Regions from separate parts of the Homo sapiens genome. Here all the other regions are linked to region 3. Evidence: chromatin loops called from intact Hi-C (ENCODE). Cell type or tissue: MCF 10A. All regions are shown on one strand.

Evidence for each region. Peaks named below come from ENCODE experiments on the same cell type or tissue, not always from the same donor. Only the 100,000 strongest peaks of a DNase experiment are listed, where the experiment ranks them.
Region 1: it touches region 3 in a loop (10-fold over the local background); 19 of 110 quality-filtered maps call a loop at or near these places.
Region 2: it touches region 3 in a loop (8-fold over the local background); 13 of 110 quality-filtered maps call a loop at or near these places.

Annotation. Positions count from the first base shown.
Region 1 is chr11:35,143,238-35,145,737 of GRCh38, reverse strand. The region is part of intron 1 of CD44 (CD44 molecule (IN blood group)); the gene reads right to left. Among named protein-coding and RNA genes, the nearest start is that of CD44, 5.3 kb to the right of the region's middle. RefSeq lists an enhancer at 1,168-1,227 and a silencer at 1,398-1,447. In MCF 10A, no CTCF peak of the experiment used is centred here; DNase peaks (open chromatin) are centred at 757, 1,097 and 1,367.
Region 2 is chr11:35,259,696-35,262,195 of GRCh38, reverse strand. It overlaps SLC1A2 (solute carrier family 1 member 2), which reads left to right. Exons shown (of 11, transcript NM_004171.4): 11 at 1,231-2,500. The coding sequence ends at 1,302. Among named protein-coding and RNA genes, the nearest start is that of SLC1A2-AS1, 21 kb to the left of the region's middle. In MCF 10A, no CTCF peak of the experiment used is centred here; a DNase peak (open chromatin) is centred at 1,455.
Region 3 is chr11:35,386,580-35,389,079 of GRCh38, reverse strand. The region is part of intron 1 of SLC1A2 (solute carrier family 1 member 2); the gene reads left to right. Among named protein-coding and RNA genes, the nearest start is that of SLC1A2-AS2, 31 kb to the left of the region's middle. In MCF 10A, a CTCF peak has its summit at 1,285; a DNase peak (open chromatin) is centred at 1,299.

The sequences.
Region 1 (2,500 bases), 240 kb after region 3:
AGCAGACATGGGGGTTGGAGGAGTGTGGGCCTCTCACCCAAGGATCTCAACCTCGTATCAGTATCTCCAAAATAACTAGAACCCCAAGGTGGCTGCTGCTGGGGAGTGTTTTTGTTTTGAGGCTTAAATTTGGGGTTGGTGTCCTCATCTCACTGGCTCCCACTCCCTTCTCAGCCCAACTATCTAGTAACCCTGTCTTTAGCCAGATGTCCCCAGCGGTCACAGCAGGCAGCCACCAAAGCCGCAAACAAACAGATGGGTGAGCTCACTGTTTGGGGTAGACCAAACATGAGGCCTGTGGTGGGCAGTCAGCCAGCCAAGTCAGCCCTGTCCTGAGCAACACAGCCATCACCATGGTTCTCACTTACACATAAATGTATTTGCACCTTAGCCCATACTGACAGCATGCTTCCATATATATAGATATCATGACTTTTATATTCTAGACATTCATTGCAGTTCAACAGTTATGGGTCAATATTACTGGGATCTGGGCCCACAAAAATGAATGTGACATGATCCCTGTTATCAGGGGACTCCCCCAGTGCTGCAGAAGACAGGAGAAGATACATTGGAATTTGTTTTGTTGTGGTTATTTTCCCCTTTAAGGGGCATGAAAGTCTTTAGCATTCTTTGGCATCACCAATTCCCACCACACACATAGATCCTTCAGGCATGTACTTATAGGCATACCTGCAATGTGCATATGTCCACATCCAGCAAACAAGAATCAAACATGTGGCTTATCTTGGTACGTCACCCAGTGGGGCAATTGAGCAATGGAGAGGGGAGGAATATGAAATACTTACCTCCAAAGTACACATGTCCTGAATCAAACATTAATTTAATTGACACCATCCTAGTTAAGGAGTTGTAAAGATGTGAATTTCTTTATGCAAAAAGCATTTTTAAAAAGTGTTTGACTTTCAATTACATTAAGTCATGTATTTATTTGTGGAAAAATATATAAACATTTAGTCAAAATATGCACTAGACATCAATTGGTAGAGTGTTTGCATATTTGAGATCCTGACTCTCCCAGAAAATCTGGAACGCACAATGACTGTATCCATGCCTGGCCAGACTCCAGAACCACAAACTTTAGAAAGCACCCCTTCCGGTTTACTCTGGCAAGTTGGGCTTGCCTCGCAAACCCAGTTGGGCAGCTGTGGGGGGTACACTTAAAAAAAATTCAACCTGCTAAGTGAGTGAAAAGTGGGATTCAAATTTAAGGTAGAAGGTATCAACCTACCCTGCCATTCTAAAGAACGCCTACAACCTTCCCATTAAAGCAGGGACACAAAGGAAATTGAGTCATCGGTTTCTTGCTGTGCAAACCCCAGAATTTCTCTCTGAGGCAGAAAAAGATCCCCTTTGAAAACTACACGGTGCCTGGTAGCATCTGCCACCTGCTTCAGCTCATTCTTTCGCAAGAACCACTTCCCTTTCAGGCTCTTCGGTGGAGTGACCTAAAGCGAAGGTGCCGGGGAAGCACAATTGCAGTTACTCTCTTATCCCCAGCCCCAGCCCCAGCCAGGAGGCAGTGCTGAGGAGGCCCAGGTGATCTCCAACCACCTCCTCTCCATCAGGGGACCCCAGCCTTGAAGCATCTGACACTGCAGGTGGATCCGAAACCTCACTTGGGTGGCCACATGTCACCTAGAGCCACACACTGGGTTTCAGTTCAAGACCCATGTCAGCCTCCTACCCAGGGTCGCACAACCTACTAATGAGCATGTGAGGAGTGGGTCTCTGGGTCTGTGCATGTGAAATGCTTGCCTGGTCAGAGTGAGAGCTCCTGTAATGCTGCTTTCCTAATATTCAGGCAGAGGGCATTGCCCTAACTTGTCCTGTAGACAAGCAACCACCTCTCTCTTTATTCCAAGCCTGTAAATCAGAGCATATCTGGGAGGGCAGCTGGACTCTGATAAGGGATGTGATTTATTTTAGTTACAAATAACTTGGTTGGCATCTCTGATATCTGTGGCCAAACCTGGGGAGAGACAGGCCAGGGCAGGGCAGCCAAGAGTCCACAGCCTGCCGGGGATGGAGAGAGAAGCCACCCATGCAAGAGTTCACTTATGCTGGCCACAGGGGACAGGTAGTGTGGGAGAGCCACGTATAGCTTCCAAAGTCCTCCAGACACGTAATGAATTGAAGGAGCATAAGCATTGGAGTCTAACATGGGAGGATGTTAGATAATGCGGAAATCCCAACTCCACCACTGGATCCTGGGGCAAGTCATGCCATCTCCACAAGTCTCGATCTCTTTATCTAGAAAATGGAGTTAAAGAGAGTGCTAGGTGTATTGGGCTGTTGGGAGGCTTAGATAAGATATCCTGTGCTACCCCCGGCTTCACATCTAGTATAGAGTCAGTGCTCACTGAGCAGTATTTCCTAGAGACTCAGGACTTAGGACCCTGCTTTACACAGGACCATATGGTACCACAGCAGAGCATCAGGTTTTTAAAACTTTGGTGCTCCTGACCATCTAGCGATG
Region 2 (2,500 bases), 130 kb after region 3:
ACTTTCTCTGGGCAGACAGTCTGTCCCTGGCAATCTTTCTTGACAGTTCACTGAAAGGGAAACAAATTTGCTGCAGCTCTGGTCAAAACTTTAACCATTTCAAGCATTGTTATGTCTTGTTGGTCTGTGTATTCAAACTCTTGCCTGGTAATAGTAGTTTGAAGTTACACAATAGTTTTCAAGTTTAATCAGAATAACTGCATGTGGAGCAGTCATTGCTAATTGCATGGTCTGTTTTTCTGAAAAAAATTGGGGGGCTAATGGGGATTGGATAAATGGTTTTTATTTTCCTTTGCTTGATTCGTTGAAGGGCACTTGGTTTTCTGTTCCTAGCATGTTGTATGTGGTCATGATGCATGCATTTCACTTCCACTTGGGTAAGAAGAAAGTCAGATTTCTTTCAAACATTACTGCGTTTGTCACGTCTCCATATTCTAATGCTTTCATAAATCCAGTCTCTCCATTATGTGGAATATCAGTCGTGGGTTTAAGTTTGCACATGACGTTGAGGACAGACAGACAGAAGGTAAGCTAGGAAAACTACTTAGAAGTGGAGGGGAAAACCTCCTATTCTGCAAAAAGGTTCAGTTCACTTTGAGCCAGGGAAGCATAATATAGATGGTCTGGTAATTTTATCTGATTATTAAATGTCTGCATTGAAGTAATTTAGATAAACATTGTCACCAATCTCAGACTTTTAATTCTCCCTACTTTTCTTTTTAATCTTTAAAGCTGGGATAGCTTATTTGGCACAGCTGAAATGTCATGATTTCTGATTTAAAAATTAGACACGTATGCCATCTACCTGGTGTCATTGCAACTGAACCTTTCACATGCATGAGTAGAACTAGATACCTAGTTCTGGATTTCTTCCTCTGTGGTTGTATGGAGTAGCACATGGGCACTGTATTTTAAGGACTGTGTTATTGTGTGATGGATCTCTGGGTAGTTAGACACCCCACAACACTAAAAACATAGTAGAAGTTATTCCCCAAATTACAAAGCAGCTTTAATACCTTGATACTCCCAAGGCAAATATGGATTTTTAAAATTCTCAGATCACTGTTGAAACCCAAGACAGGTTCAAATTCAATTTGGAAAGAACTCCATTTAAAACTAATATTTCAGTCATGTAGTATAATCTTGGATTTGGTGCTTCTCCACATAACCCACAGGGCTTTTTTCTGGTTCGTGGTCTGTAAGCTGGATGTTGATGATAATTATTTTCAGGTAACTCTGGCAGCCAATGGAAAGTCAGCCGACTGCAGTGTTGAGGAAGAACCTTGGAAACGTGAGAAATAAGGATATGAGTCTCAGCAAATTCTTGAATAAACTCCCCAGCGTATCCTATGGTAACTGATGATATAAACAAGCTTTCTTTAAAAAGGAAAAAAATGCGTATATTTCTATGTTTACTTAATCTGTTAGCCGAGGCTTAGAGGAGCTCTTGTGAGTCAGTGATGACAGGCACGGTGCTGTGTCTTTGCCAAATAATGCTTTATAACCGTCTAATTTTCTCACTTGTATTATTATTTGAATGGATGCTGCTGGAGGAATCAGTTGGAATTGAAGACACGTTCTTGCCAGCTTCCCTTTTCTCCCAAGATGCAGAAATGTGGATGCTCTTTTCCCAGGGGACATGAGTAAAGCAGTGTGGTACACTCCAGGGACTTGGGAAAATGAGCAAACACACAGCGTGTTATTCCTTAAAGTGTTCTCCATGTCTCGCCTTGTTATGCACAAGAGATTCTATTAAAAGCCTCTAGAAGTAACTCCCCTTAAAATGTCTAGTAAAGCTTGCACATGGATTGATTAAAAGCAAATACCTGTCTTAGGGAATTCTGACAATTTATCTTCCATATGCTCTTTAAGTAAAATGTTTCAAAGACAGTTTTAAAGGGAGCCATGCTCTTAAAGGCAGTTGATTAAAGAACCTGTTACATCTCTGCCTTACCCTGTGTAATCTGTGAGAACAATGGTTGAAATTTCAAAGTATGTTTCATTATTCTTTCTAAATTTGATAATTGATTAGGAAGTATTTTATATATAACCACTGTAGATATTGACAAAAGTAAGAGAGCACAGTCAACATAAAGTTTAACCAGAGTTAAATATTCAAATTTATTTATGTTCGGTTTGCCTTCACCTGGTGTAGTAAAATCAAATGAGATTATTTGGTATGTGTTTTGCTTTGTTTAACCCAAAAGATTATTTTTTGGTTCCTAAAGAAAAAGATATTTTTAATCTGTCAATTATTTCAGTCATCATCTCATCGTCCTAGAAAGCCTGGTCATTTTACTGTCCTCACACATGGAAGACACTTGTGTTGGCTGTGCCTCTTTTAATGTCATCTCTTGATGAAACAAAAATACTGGTATTTATCCAATATGTTGAAAGCGTTTTGTTATCTTCTATCAAAGCACATAAAACCAGTTATAGGACACAGTTGGAAGCAGAGCCAGTCTTCCTCCTCAGTCTTCTCAGTAGAAAGGAACAGAAA
Region 3 (2,500 bases):
CAGGGGTACATGTGCATGTTTGTTACGTGGGTATATTGCATACTGGTGGGGACTGGACTTCTAGTGTACCCGTTACCCAAATAGTGAACATCGCATCAAATAGGTAATTATTCAACCCTCACTCCCAGCCCCTTTTGGAGTCCCCGGTGTTTATTATTTCATCTCTATGTCCACGTGTACCCAGTGATTAGCTACCACTTATAAGTGACAACATGTGATATTTGGTTTTGTGCTTCTGAATTAGTTCATTTAGGGTAATTCCACCTGCTCATGCTTTCTGAGCATCCGAAGGTGTATCCTGCTGGGAAACAAATGTGAAGGAGGCATAGGCTCTACATGCTCACAATCTGGGGTAGGGTGTTATCTTTCAATAAAAACATGTCTGAGTGGGGCATGGTGGCTCATGCCTGTAATCCCAGCACTTTGGGAGGCCGAGGCGGGAGGATCACTTGAGTCCAAGAGTTTAAGACCAGCCTGGGCAACATAGGGAGACTTTGTCTCTATAAAAAATACAAAAATTTAAACAGGCATGGAGGCACACACCTGTAGTCCCAGCTACTTGGAGATTGGGGCAGGAGGATGGCTTGAGCCTGGGAGGTCAAGGTTGCAGTGAGCTGTGATCACACCACTGTACTCCAGTCTGGGCAACAGAGTGAGACCCTGTGTCAAAACAAAACAAAACAAAAACAAACATGTCTGAGATTATTTCGAATGCTATAAAAAAGAGTTTGTTTCATCTGGTATGTAGTGCCGTAAAAGATGAAAATGTGAAACTGATGAAACTCACTTTTCCTCCCTGCTCTTTAGCAATGGGATGAAAGACATTTTAAATAAATCTATGACTCATCGGGTCTTTCTCTTTTCAGTAAAAATTATTTAAGGCCTATTTTCTGGAAATAAATTCTGGGTAAACCCTACTCCCCTAATGGGATCCCATTTCTTCCTTTCCCCGAGGGTTGATACGTAGAATGAACACAGTCTTTGGATTCAGGCAGACTTGGGTATAAATTCTGCCTCTACCACTTCAAGACTATGAGGCTTAGGCCATGTTCTCTAAGACTCAGCTTCCCCATCCATAAAATGAGTATGATAACGCTGACCTCATAAGGTTGTAGTAACGATTAGTTGCAAGAATATATGTTAATTAAGAAAAAAGTTCAAGTGTGAAAAATGCTTTTATATATGAATTTTTGGTATGAATAAGTTTTCATCACATAGCTAATTGAGTCTAGAAATGATTTTGTTTGTTTTTGTTTTTTTTTGTCACTTCCTCCTCCTTCCAGAAAGGTGCAGTGGGAAGCTGAGAAAGGCATTTTGGTTCCCTTATTTTAAGGTCCTGATGCTTAATGGCTTACCGACTGCATTTTTAAGATATTGTTTCCCTACCCATTCATATCTCTGTCTTATACATGTATGGTTTCTGTCAGTAATTCAACATTCACAAAAAAATGGCCCAGACATTATTTTAAAAAAGAACAAAAAACAAATAGGCCTTGCAGTTGTTACCATGGCAACCAAATACTTTCCTGTCATTTATTCAGAAGTGAATTATTAATGAGCTTTGTCTGGGACATAGTCAGAAAACACACCCGTTACTCTCCAGGGGAAGGTAATATGGCTTCTGTAGCAAGCAAGGTCACAGTGTGGAAAAGTAGGGGATGTTCTTGCCTCCTCATCCAGTGTGGGGAAGACCCAAATGAGCCAGCCATTTACATGGGAGCCTCCTCAGTGGCCAGAGACCCCACGTTTCTGGCATTTTGGGATTGCATAAAAAGCTGGGCCCCTCTCTGAGTCACTTTTCTAGAAGCAGCATCTTGAACTGGCATTTCTTCCCCCACCCACCCCAGAATGATTTGACCCATTTCTTCTTAGGTAATTCTCTCCCACACATTAAGGCAGCCATCTTCAGTGATTGATTGACCAGGATCAAGTACATATACCAATTCTACAGGAGAATGGGGGTGAGGGGAGGTGCCAGAAGATGGGAAAGTCAGAAGGTCTATTTTTGCAGATTACTGGGTGTGGTGGATACCTGTAATCCCAGCACTTTGGGAGGCTGAGGCAAGAGGATTGCTTGATTCTAGAAGTTCAAGACCAGCCTGGGCAACATAGCAAGACTCCATCTCTACAACAAATAAAAAAGGGGGAAAAAAGATGTAAATTTTTGCCCCTTGTTCTTTTTTAAAAATGAAAAAGCACTGCAGGTTAGTCACCAAGCTTCTCAGACAAGGTAATTTTAAGGAATGTATTTAAGCTTTCTAAGTCCCAGTTTCCATGTTTGTAAAATGGGTTTAATAGTAGGACCACATTATTTAGGGGTGGTTGTGAGGATAAATGCATAGGAACTATATGAAGAAGTTCCTGACACACATTAAGCCCCTTAGTATGTTAGCTATTGCTTTTAAAATGATTTATCCCTAAACCATATATCAATATTGCTTGAAGGTTGAATCACCTGAAATTTGTTATGATTTCAAAATACAACCTTTTAAACTGATGG